2 separate regions of the Homo sapiens genome follow, and region 2 is linked to region 1. A link is a contact called in ENCODE Hi-C data. All regions are on one chromosome and are shown on one strand. Each heading gives the region's core, a stretch centred on a gene start or an enhancer-like site at or near the end of the contact. The rest is flanking DNA. Distances are from core to core; before and after follow the strand shown. Region 1 has its middle 200 kb from the start of KIAA1217. Region 2 has its middle 94 kb from the start of KIAA1217.

Region 1 (5,501 bases), core at 488-2,987:
ACTTGAAGGGGGGGAAGATCTACAGTATTTTGGATGATGTTTTCAATTGCTATGAAATTGGTAAAAAAAAAAAAGGATCGATCAGTTATTTGCTTTTATTTCTGACTTTCAAAAAACTTTTTATTTTAAAACAGCAGGAAGAGATGGGTTGAACAAAGGTAGTATCACTGAGAAGAACAGAAAGAAAGTAATATTTATAGAGCATTGTAGTTTTCCAATCATCTTAATCATTTGATCTTGTGGCATTTCTGTGATGCAGTTTTTATCTGTGACAAGAACAAAAGATCTCAGGGATACAGAGCCATTGAGACTTTATTGACTGTAATCATTGACTTTTTTTTTTTGCATTTTACCCTGTCATTTTTTTTAAAAAGCGTTCATACAGTCCAGGTTTTCTGAAACTTAAAGTAAGCTAAAGGATGGGAAGCTAGAACATGATTCCTGTTAAAATAATACATTTGAGAAAATGTTTCTTTAGCTATCACTGTAATTGATCAAGTATGCAACAGACATTCTTTTATAAGATATCCAACCCCTAACTTCCAAAATGCCAGATCAAAAGTCTTATCTATGCAATGTTTTATGAGTAATTAATTCTGACTGCCTATGGACAACCACAAGGACAGAGCCCCCATACAGATACACACATTCAGCTCAGACAGAGTAAGTCTTAATCACAGAGTAAGTCTTTGAGAGCGAATCTCCCAAGCTCAGAAAGCAAAAGAGTTCCAACAACTCCTGCAGCAGAGACTAGAACAAGTGTCAAGAGCCAGAAATATTAACTACAGGCTAAGAGGTAGTCATTTCCACTTCCTTCCAGAGCTCGGTTCAAATCCTGGGCTTACCACTTAGTGACTGTGTGACCTTGAGCTAAGCATTTCAACTTTGCAGGGTCCTATTTCCCTGTGTGTAAGTGGGGATAACCAACAGGTCAACCCCATGCATGGTTGTGAGATGAAAAGATATCACATACACTGCACAGCATGTGACATGCAGCAGACATCAAATAAATAGTAGCTATTGTTTTGTAGCATTGTGATTATCCATAATCCTGGGTTTGCAACATCATTAGTGCTATAATTTGAAACACATTTATTCTTTATATTCTAGCAAACTAGTTCAAAGCCTGTTTTTCAAATACATTATCTAGTTTGGGCTTTAAAAAAAAAAATCCCTGTCGATGTTCTGCTCTGCTTATCAAAGGCTCTCTCTAACGCTTACCCAAGGGTAAGTAAATTACACAGGATTCTGTTCTGCCTTCTATTATTCTTCTCCAACCACATTCCATGTGATAATGGGCCAATTCCTTTACTTCCTCTTTCCTCCTACCACATTCTATACCCAAAAAAGATGCCAGTTAAGTTTTAACCCTCCTTTAAAAGTGAATTTCCAGCTTTATTTTATTCTTTAAAATTATTTAAAGTGGTTGCAAGTTCTTTTAGTGCCCTCCAATCCCAATTCAGGCAACAAAACAGTCACAAGAGAGAATGATTAGTGCTTTTGCCAGGGTCTCCTCCCACGGATGACTTTGTAATGAACTATGCATCCATAAAAGGTTGACTCTTTGATCTCTTGCTGCTTGTACAACGCTAAAGCGCAAGGCATTCCAGGGCAAACCACACAAAGAGAGAGGAACACAGGTTATTTATGGTAGTCTGCTGACTCTAAGTTTAGCCTAGCTCTTTAAAGATTCAAATACACACATCATATTGACTGCCAGGTCTGCTCCCTCGTGTTACGGCAGCATCTAATGGGGCGGTAGCGTAGGAATGTCTGATCCCTGGCTTCTCCCTGGGGTGAGAAAGGTAGCTGGTTTGGCAGAGACAGTCACAACAGTATTTATAGAGACAGCAGAAAATAGAATCCATATGCTTACAAAGGGAAGTCAGGGTAAATCACCGGGAGCTGAGAGGACTCCTGAACTCCCTTTCTGAAGCTTGCTTGGCTTCTGGCACAGACTAAACAGGACCTACCTACCAGCTTTCTAGCTGCACAAAATCCAGCACCCGCATGCCCTCCTTCATCTGGTGGTTTTCTACCAACAATATCACTTTACAGAAGGAGGGGATACAGCCTCTTTGGTTGCTTGAATTCAGAAGCTATTTTGCAAACTTTCTACCGTCACTCAGGGAACTTTTGCCATCATTAAGCGAACTTCCTGTGTCAGAGCTGGTGCAAACATTCTGACATTGAGGAAGCTAAGTTTAATGCTTCCTGACAATGATTCTCTGACCATGATGTCGAAGGCCCTTCTATCCCTCTGTGATGTGGCTGAGTGCTGATTTATACAGCTCACTAAACCAAACACCAAGTTGAATGAAGACGGTATTGAGACAAGATAAATAATCTATCTATCTATCTATCTATCTATCTATCTATCTATCTATCTATCTAATTTCCTACCTTCCTATGGATTAAATACCAAAATTTTACATCTTGCAGGCAGAATGTTGAGGGCTGTATGAAAACTTTGTAATGGGAGAAAATGAAAAACGTTAATAGTTTTTATTAGCATAAAATATTGAACTGGTGGATTTATGAACAGAATTTAGGCTGAATGAATATGCTAAAGTTGGGGATTAATTGGTCATCTCACCATTCCAGACACTCAAGGCCACTCATGTAGGCTGATTTGGGGAAAGCAAAGGGATCTCAATGAAACTGGAAAATTAATTTTGCTCTTTTATGGGATCCTGACTTTGATCAAGATCATATAATTGGACTGACCCAAAAACAACTCTTATTTCTGATTCATTCTATTCCCTCCATAGACACAGGCAGTCATCAGGTATCTACACCGTTCCCTCTATCCTTTGCCAAAAAGTTCATGTTCTCTGAGCATTTTCGTATTCTTTAGTCATTATCATGGCTTTGAGCCAGAGTCTGAACACAAAGACAGGCATATAAATGGATCTAATACATGGTCTGAAAAATAACACATATGTGCTAACCCTGTCCGCAACACCAAAGGAAGAATGACTGAAAAATAAAGCAGCTACATATCAGAACAAATACCTGTGGGAAGATTGCAGGGTTCAATTTGGACATTTTGTTCCACTGAGCTCAGAGAGGGAATGAACAGAAGCCAAGTTTTATAGATAGGCCTACAGCTCATAATTCACTCACTGTCAAGATGATGGATGCTCATTTTATGATTTAATAAAAAGATAGACCTTACCCAAAAAGAAAATAAGCAGGAGGAGGAAGACTCCATGGAGAAGTAATGCAGTCTTTCAGGGATGATTCCCAGGGGCTCTGGGCTGTGGTTCCACTCCGTCTCCAGGACACAGTGCAATCGGCCACAAATTTAGGACCCCAGGATCTCCGTCTGTAAAATACAAGTCATAATGGAATTGTTCCCACTGCAGAACTGCTGAGTAATTAAAACTCAAGTGGATAGCAAAAAAAAAAAAAGCAGAAAAAACTGAAGAATAAAATACCTCTATGATATACAGCCTGGCTCAGGATGCTTTGTAATTACACACAGGGCTTTATAGTTATCCAAAGTTAGAGTTCAAGTTAACTTCAGTTTTCCAGTATTTTCCCCAAAACATTAGTTGGACGCTATAAAGGAAAGTAAACACATTCGACTAAGTCAACCATGAAAATAAGAGTTGGCTTAGGTAGTTGGGGGCGGAAGGAAATGAAGAGAGGCCAATTGAGAATCAGAGAGGCTGAATGAAAAGCTGAACCATTGCAGACTCGCATCTCTAATCCCTTTATTAAGGATGATGTGCAGCTGCAGTGGCTATGCCGCTCCAAGAGCCTGCTACACAGAGATGCCTGGTTCCCTCAGCCATGCCAAACAAGACATGGTCATGGTCATGCTCATGGGAGTAAGGACAGGTAGGAGAGCCTGGAACATTGGTGAACATGAATTGCCCAACATAAAGGTTTCTGTCTAAATGGAATTTTGAAGCCTAAAGATTTCAAAATTATGGATGATGCTGAGAGGCACCTCTTCTGTGGAGGAGGGTTTTGGGATTGTTGAGGAGACCCAGAAGAATGAACTTGACATTGCAACCTCCCCCTGCACTTGGTAGATTTCTATGCTGTGGGAAACTATAGTGATTTACTTGATGCCAGAAAACTGGGGGCTCACAGAATAAGGCAACTGGTTAAAACAGTATTTTTCCCAATAGAAATTTGTTTCTGTAAACTCCTCTTAGGATCCTGAGAAACATATTTTAAGGAGAAGGAAAATGATGGATAAAAGTATGGAAAAAGGTAATTGAACACACTTATGTCAGAAACACATTATTGAGTTTTGACCATCATTTAGTAGCCAGGCTATTAAAATGTGAACTATGCCTCAATTAACACATATCACAAACATTTTGTTGAGTTTTCACCCTGAAATACTCATGCTATTATACTTTTAAAATATTGGCTATGACCATACAATTTAAATTATTTCTTGTGCTGAGTTCAATAGTTATGAATATTGTCATACTTAAAGTTTTATTTTCAAGCTCTTTTGGGCATCAAAGTGGTCCACTGAAACCGTATAACACAGGAGAGATGAGTAGCCTTGATGTCAGGTGAAGTCTAGGTTCCTGGCGAAACCATTTGATTTCTGGGCTGTTTCTTTACCAACAACATGAAGCTATAAGTTCTTGATGAGTAGAGGATAGGGTCCCAGCTCTGCTAATCTATATTCGAGGTTCTAGTGTTGATTCTGTGACCACTTCGTCATAAAACTTTGCACACATTCTTACCTACTCTGAGTTCTTGTTTTGTCTAATACTTAGAACAACATTTTCTCCATTCACCACACTAAGTTCCACTGGCCACTGAATGACAACAAAACTGTGAAATACTGAAAATTGAATATCACTACAATGTGCCAACTACCTGGCACTCTAACAAGACACCACACTAAATCCATTGTTATCACTTTTAGTAATAACAATTCTCTGGAAAGGTAGAAGTGATCTCACACATTACTATAAAGGAAAGTGAGTTTCCAGATTTAAAATTATTTTCCTGGTGAGTAGCAGACTCAGGATTTGAACCCAGGTCAGTGTGACTTCAAAGTCTGGGATCCTTCCACTTACATAAACCAGTGACCAGGTGAAGGAGTGATTATTTTGCCCAATGACATAAACATAGCTGTTTGATTGCTTCAAATTATTATTAGAATAATGGTAATAGTAATCAATTGCCTGACTGTCCCTGTAGTGAAGTCCTCTAGGGTCAAATCTGGTGAATTTGAACTAATTAGGGGAGGTAATTGAAAAATGTATATAAAATAATATAGACAATAACTAGCTTACATTGAGTGCCAAGCATTGTTCCCCATACATTATCTCATGTTATCCTCAGGACAGTCCTGCCAGCTAGGCATTGTTAGCCCAATCCTGCAAATGAATAAGCCAACACTTTTAAAGGTTAGTTACATTGTCCAAAATCACGCTGTAAGTGGCAGAAGCCTGATCCCAAATCCCAGTCAGTCTAACTCCGTAGCCCATTCTCTCCATGGCTACTCTTTTTCTGTGCGT
Region 2 (5,756 bases), core at 909-3,408, 110 kb before region 1:
ACTGCAGAGCCCTGACCACAGATTGAGACTTTTTAACTTTAAAACAAAAACAAAACCAGAAATAGTGAATAGCCCAAAACTCACTTTTTTAATTTTTATTTTTGAGACAGGATCTCACTCCGTTGCCCAGGCTGGAGTGCAGTGGCATGATTTCAGCTCACTGCAGCCTCAACCTCCTGGGCTCAAGTGATCTTCCCACCTCACCTCAACCTCCCAAGTAGCTGGGACTACAGGCACACTCACCACACCCAGCTAATTTTTGTAGAGATGGGGCATCACCATGTTGCCAAGGCTGGTCTCGACCTCCTGGGCTCAAGCAATCCTCCCACACTGACTCTCCAAAGTGCTGGGATTACAGGCATGAGCCACCATGCTCAGCCCCAAAACTCACCTTTAAAAGCACTATTAGGGCCCAGCACAGTGCTGTAATCCCAGCACTTTGGGAGGCCAAGGCGGGCGGATCACCTGAGGTCAGGAGATCGAGACCAGCCTGACCAACATGTGGAAACCCTGTCTCTACTAAAAATACAAAATTAGCCGGGCATGGTGGTACATGCCTGTAATCCCAGCTACTAGGGAGGCTGAGGCAGGAGAATTGCTCGAACCTGGGAGGTGGAGGTTGCGGTGAGCCGAGATTGAGCCACTGCACTCCAGCCTGGGCAACAAGAGCAAAACTCCATCCCCCCCCACCCAAAAAAAAAACACTATTTGGAGTTATTTCCTTCCTTATCACCAAGAATAAGGATACTCCTGCCCATCAGAGCCCTATTAATCTAACAAAGCAGTAACCGTGTATTAATTTCAGTTATCCTAACAGTTCACTCTAACTCCCTAACTATCTTTCATATTACAAATGTGTGTTAAACATCCTTCTAGAAATAAGTACCACACAGTCTTTCTTTCCGTGTGTCTTGGTGCAAGAGTTAATTTTTGTGGAGTAAAAGTTTCCATAAGCACAGGAAAATGACTATGAAAAATTAAGAGAGGTAAGGAGGGTTATTAGGAAGAAGATGTGTAAATTGTGTGTGCGGAGCTATGGCTGATCCATGAGTGGTGAGGACAAAAAAAACTTTTATAGACTCAATAAAAAATTTAAAAATCATCTAGAAGGCTGTTCTACATCAGGGATCCACAAACTATGGCCCATGGGCCAAATTAGGCCCATTGCCTATATTTGTAAATAAAGTTTTATTGGAACACATAAAAATTGAGAAATTCCTCTGTAAAGGAACAGATAGCAAATATTTTAGGCTTTGCAGGCCATGCAGTCTCTGTTGCCATATTGTCTACAGCTGTTTTCCTGCCACAACGGCAGAGTTGCACGCTTACGACAGAGACTGCATGGTCTGCAGAGCCCAAAATATTTGCCATCTGTCCCTTTACAGAGAAAGTTTTCAGACTCCTCCTCTGTATGATAGAGGGTCACCAGATAACTCCTGAATATTTTGGCCTTTTTTTTCTGAGCTGTGCAGTCAGAGGTGTATCACCATAATTGTATTCATAGATAATTCTCATCACTCAATGTCCTACCACTACTCATGGGGCAAGTGTGACAACGGGGCTTCTTGGAGGCCTGGGGTGGGGGTAGAACCCCCAAGATCCCAGGGGGCAAGATGGATCAGGTGATGTAAGAGTGTTGCAGTATGACACAATCAGAGAAAGAATCCAGACACTGTCAACGAGGGAAGTCAGAGAAGCAGGGCTGAGAGTGAGGATTGGGAAGCACAATGAAGCCACAAGGGGAGGGCAAAATAACAAAGATTAGTTACAAGTGAGTAAATGGAGTATGACATGGGCTGAAGCAAGCTGGTCGGACTGAGACCATCAGCAAAAATAAGAATGAAGCCACCTTCTTTCTAGTGCCCCCATGGAAAGATGACTGTACTCTGATTTGTTCCCTGGGTTGTTCCGGTTTTAAAACTGAAGGCCCCGTATCCAGGAACCTCCCCAGTTCCAAGGAATCCAGATGGTTGGCCATCCTACCTGGTGGCGCCATGCAAAAGCATGAAAGTCAAGCCTTCCCAGTGCTTAGCATCTTCCATCCTTAGAGAACTTAAACAAGGAGCAGGAAGCTGCTCTTAGAGCTACTGGGAGCACTGGGGGCCACTGCAGAAAGACAGAGGTCTCTGCTCTCAGTGAGTAAGTGATCTCACTGTGAGCAGGAAGATCACTCACTGGGAACAGGAAGAGAACAGCCTCAAAATAACCTGTAAACAAGTGTGAGATCATGTGTATTACTGGACAGTTTTTGGCCTGGCCTTTTTACCCCAATGCCAGCCCACATTTTTTTTCCCAGAATAGCTGACCTGTATGGTTTGATGACTGCCAGTTGCCTTGAACTCTCTGCTTTAATTTTCCTAAACTCCATAGCTATCCCAAATAATGCTTCATTTTTAGGTTCAATTTCTTTCATCTAAATAATGAATGCAAACCTGACTTTCCATGAATGTAGCTATTTTTAAAAAATGTACCAATCTGTCAGTAACAGCTCCTCAACAAATATTTCTTGAGCTCCTGCTATACGCAGGTGCTGTGCTGAGTTTGGGGTAAAGCACTGAGCCAGGTAGGCAAGGCCTCTGGTCTCATGGACAGGAAAGAGAAACACACAAATGTATACACAGGCTAACTTCAGATTGTGATAAGTGGGGATAAATAAGCAAAGCAATATGATGTAGAAAAACTGGGCTGAGGTGGGGATTTTATCTTAGGATTAGAGAGAACCTTCCTGAAAAGGTAGCATTTTAGCCACATGCCGGAAGCTGAGAAGGAACCAGTTGAGCAGTGAGCTAGGAAAGCTCAAAATCAAAGACAGAGATAGGATGGAACTTGTTATGCTCCAAAAAGCAGAGAGGACACTGATGTGGCGTAGTTAGCAAGTGGGGAAGCATCAGAGATAGGCAGACACCAGATGGTGCGAGGCTCTTGTCAGGATTGATGAGGAGGTCTGGCTTTTTTCCAAGGGCAAGGCAAAACTATGGAAATAATCTAAGCAGGGGAATGTGTGTGAACTGATTTGTGTTTTTCAAAGGATTTCTCCAGATGTGCTGTTGAGAATGGATTGAAGGGAAGAAAGATGGGACTGAGTGAGAATGTTCACTTGTTAATTTCTCGTGTCTGTTCACTTGAGGGAAATCAAAGGGCAGGGACCTTGTCTTCCTGGGTCAGCACTGTATTCTGATCTTCTAACACACACCTGGTGCAGAGAAGATACACACATGATTCTGCCAGCTGTCTGTTGAGTGCTGTGTATAGAAAGCACTTAGCTGGCTGCAACAGGGGGGGTCTGTAAGTGAGAAGAGAACCAATTGCTCTGCAAAAAATTATCACTTGGGTGGATACAGTAGATAGACTCAGTCAGCATTTTTTTTTTGGAATTGTTTCTTTTATTATTATTATTATTATACTTTAAGTTTTAGGGTACATGTGCACAATGTGCAGGTTAGTTACCTATGTATACATGTGCCATGCTGGTGTGCTGCATCCATCAGTCAGCATTTTTGCAGCTCCTTCTGGAGTGTTTCCTTCACCGCAGAGCCTGGACAGCTAACAAGGACGTTCCTCAGACTCCCTTGCAGCCAGGGCCCTGCCTCCCAGTCTTCCAGAGTCTCAAAGTCTTAAACTCTCTGCTGACTCAAGTGAGGAAGAGTTATAGTACAGGATGCATCCATGTTGATCCCTTTTGCCGATGTAGATTATCAGGCCACCATGGCTCTGAAGCCAACAGCTGGGGCCAGCTTTATGGGAGGTGACCAGAGCAGTCACACAGGACTCCCATGATTAGAAGGGCCCCATGCTTGGCTTAATGCTCTGTTGCTGCTGTCTTGGGTCTTAATAATTGTGAACATGGGGGTCTGCATTTTCATTTTGCACTGGCCACATGAATATGTAGCTGGTTCTGCTAACGGTTCTGCTATCAGCTTTTTCATTCTGAAGAGAGCGAAGCAATGTGTTCCCAAAAGCCGGGAGGCATGGCAGGGGCTTCCAGTTCCCTGGATAATGCATCAGGTGGTGAGATACAAGAGTGGACATCTGGGACAGCAGCTTCCTGGTCCTCGTCTTCCCGGTCTTGACAGAGGGCACAGTTCCCCAGGAGCCAGCTCTGCTCAGTGGTGTCATTTTAGGAAGCCACTTTTGGAATCCCAGCCTAGATCCTGATCTTCTAGCCTTTCCAGTGATTTTGCGAGCAAAATTCCTTTTCTGTTTAAAATAGAGTGGATGCTGTCATCTTCTACAATACTCATCCCTAATTAAAGACACTCTTGCAGGAACAAACTGGCTTCCTTAAAAAGCTTTTCTACTGCTTTGTCATCAGATTTGGTGTTGTTGAGGTGGCAGAATTTAGTAGCACTTTTGAGATTGCATGTTCTGGACATGCTCCTTGTTAAGTAAAGAGCCTGAGCTGTTGCTTACCAGGAATGGACTTGGGCACATTAGTTATAACCTTAAATTGTGAAGATGCTTTTCTAAAAATAGGTATTATTTTTAGAAAATAGCTATTATTTCCCACTGGTGGACCTAGATGTCTACAGTCTCCATTGAATGCCTGTGTGACCGGTAGAATATGATCAAGCTGTATGTCCGGGTCTAGGGGTTATCCCTGGCTACTGTAACACGTTGTCACAAACTGAGTGGCTTAAAGCAATAAGAATTTACTCTCTCACCCTGGAATCAGGGTGTGTCATGGTAGGTTCCTCCTGGAGGCTGGAGAGAGAATCTGTTCTGTGCTCCTCTCTTGCTTCTGGGGGTTACCAGCAGGCCTTGGTTTCTCACTCCAATCCCTGCCTCCTCTATTTTCACATGGCATTCTCCTGTGTCTCTGTGTGGCCCTTCTTCTTATAAGAACACCAGTCATGGCCAGGCGTGGTGGCTCACGCCTGTAATCCCAGCACTGTGGGAGGCTGAGGCGGGAGGATCATGAGGTCAGGAGATCGAGACCGTCCTGGCTAACACGGTGAAACCCCGTCTCTACTAAAAAAACAAAAAAAATTGGCCGGGCATGGGGGCGAGCGCCTGTAGTCCCAGCTACTTGGGAGGCTGAGGCAGGAGAATGGCGTGAACCCAGGAGGTGGAGCTTGCAGTGAGCCGAGATTGTGCCACCACACTCCAGCCTGGGCGACAGAGCGAGACTCTGTCTCAAAAAAAAATAAAATAAAATAAAAAAAAGAGCACTAGTCATTGGAGTTAGGGCCAACCCTAATTTAGTATGATCTCATTTTAACCAATTTACATCTGCAAGGCTCAATTTCCAAATAAGGTCACATTCTGAAGTCCTGGGTGGACATAAATTTTTCAGAACACTATTCAGTCCACGACACCAGGCTATATACTTGAGCCTATGGAATAAAACAAAGCCATCCTGTTCGCACAGAAATAAAACATCTTGGCCTCATGACCATCTGTTCCTGGGTGGTTGAACCAACTGGCTACAGATGTGTGAAGTTAGAAAGACTTAGAGGTAGCCTTAATTTTGTGGAAGAAAGTAAAGCTAGTTGCATTTTCTTTTGTCTTTAAATATGCCCTACTATTCAGGATACCTCAACATATGTAGTGACGTTTTACTTTCTTCCAATGCTTTTGTTGGCAGAAAATCTTAAAATTACAGGAAAATGTCTGTAATTAACTCAAATCAAGCATCTTGATGGGGTGCAGTGGCTCACGCCTCTAATCTCAGTACTTTGGGAGTCCAAGGCAGGAGGATCGTGTGAGCCCAGGAGTCTAAAACCAGCCCGGGCAACATAGTGAGACCCTGTCTCTAC

What was found. A loop is a pair of places that touch in the nucleus more often than their neighbours do. Pooled maps may share reads with other maps.
Region 2: a loop to region 1 is called in a map of gastrocnemius medialis, with 3 times the contacts of the local background. The contact joins two enhancer-like sites. A Hi-C loop is called at or near these places in 5 of 168 maps with a recorded cell type or tissue (cardiac septum, gastrocnemius medialis, heart left ventricle and 1 more) and 5 of 50 pooled maps.

What each region holds. Positions count from the first base shown.
Region 1 is chr10:24,005,052-24,010,552 of GRCh38, reverse strand. It overlaps a transcript of KIAA1217 not described here. Among named protein-coding and RNA genes, the nearest start is that of KIAA1217, 200 kb to the left of the region's middle. Within about 2 kb of position 1,737, at least 4 of the 41 ENCODE cell types and tissues checked have a DNase peak (open chromatin) inside an H3K27ac peak, as active enhancers do.
Region 2 is chr10:24,111,982-24,117,737 of GRCh38, reverse strand. It overlaps a transcript of KIAA1217 not described here. Among named protein-coding and RNA genes, the nearest start is that of KIAA1217, 94 kb to the left of the region's middle. Within about 2 kb of position 2,158, at least 3 of the 41 ENCODE cell types and tissues checked have a DNase peak (open chromatin) inside an H3K27ac peak, as active enhancers do.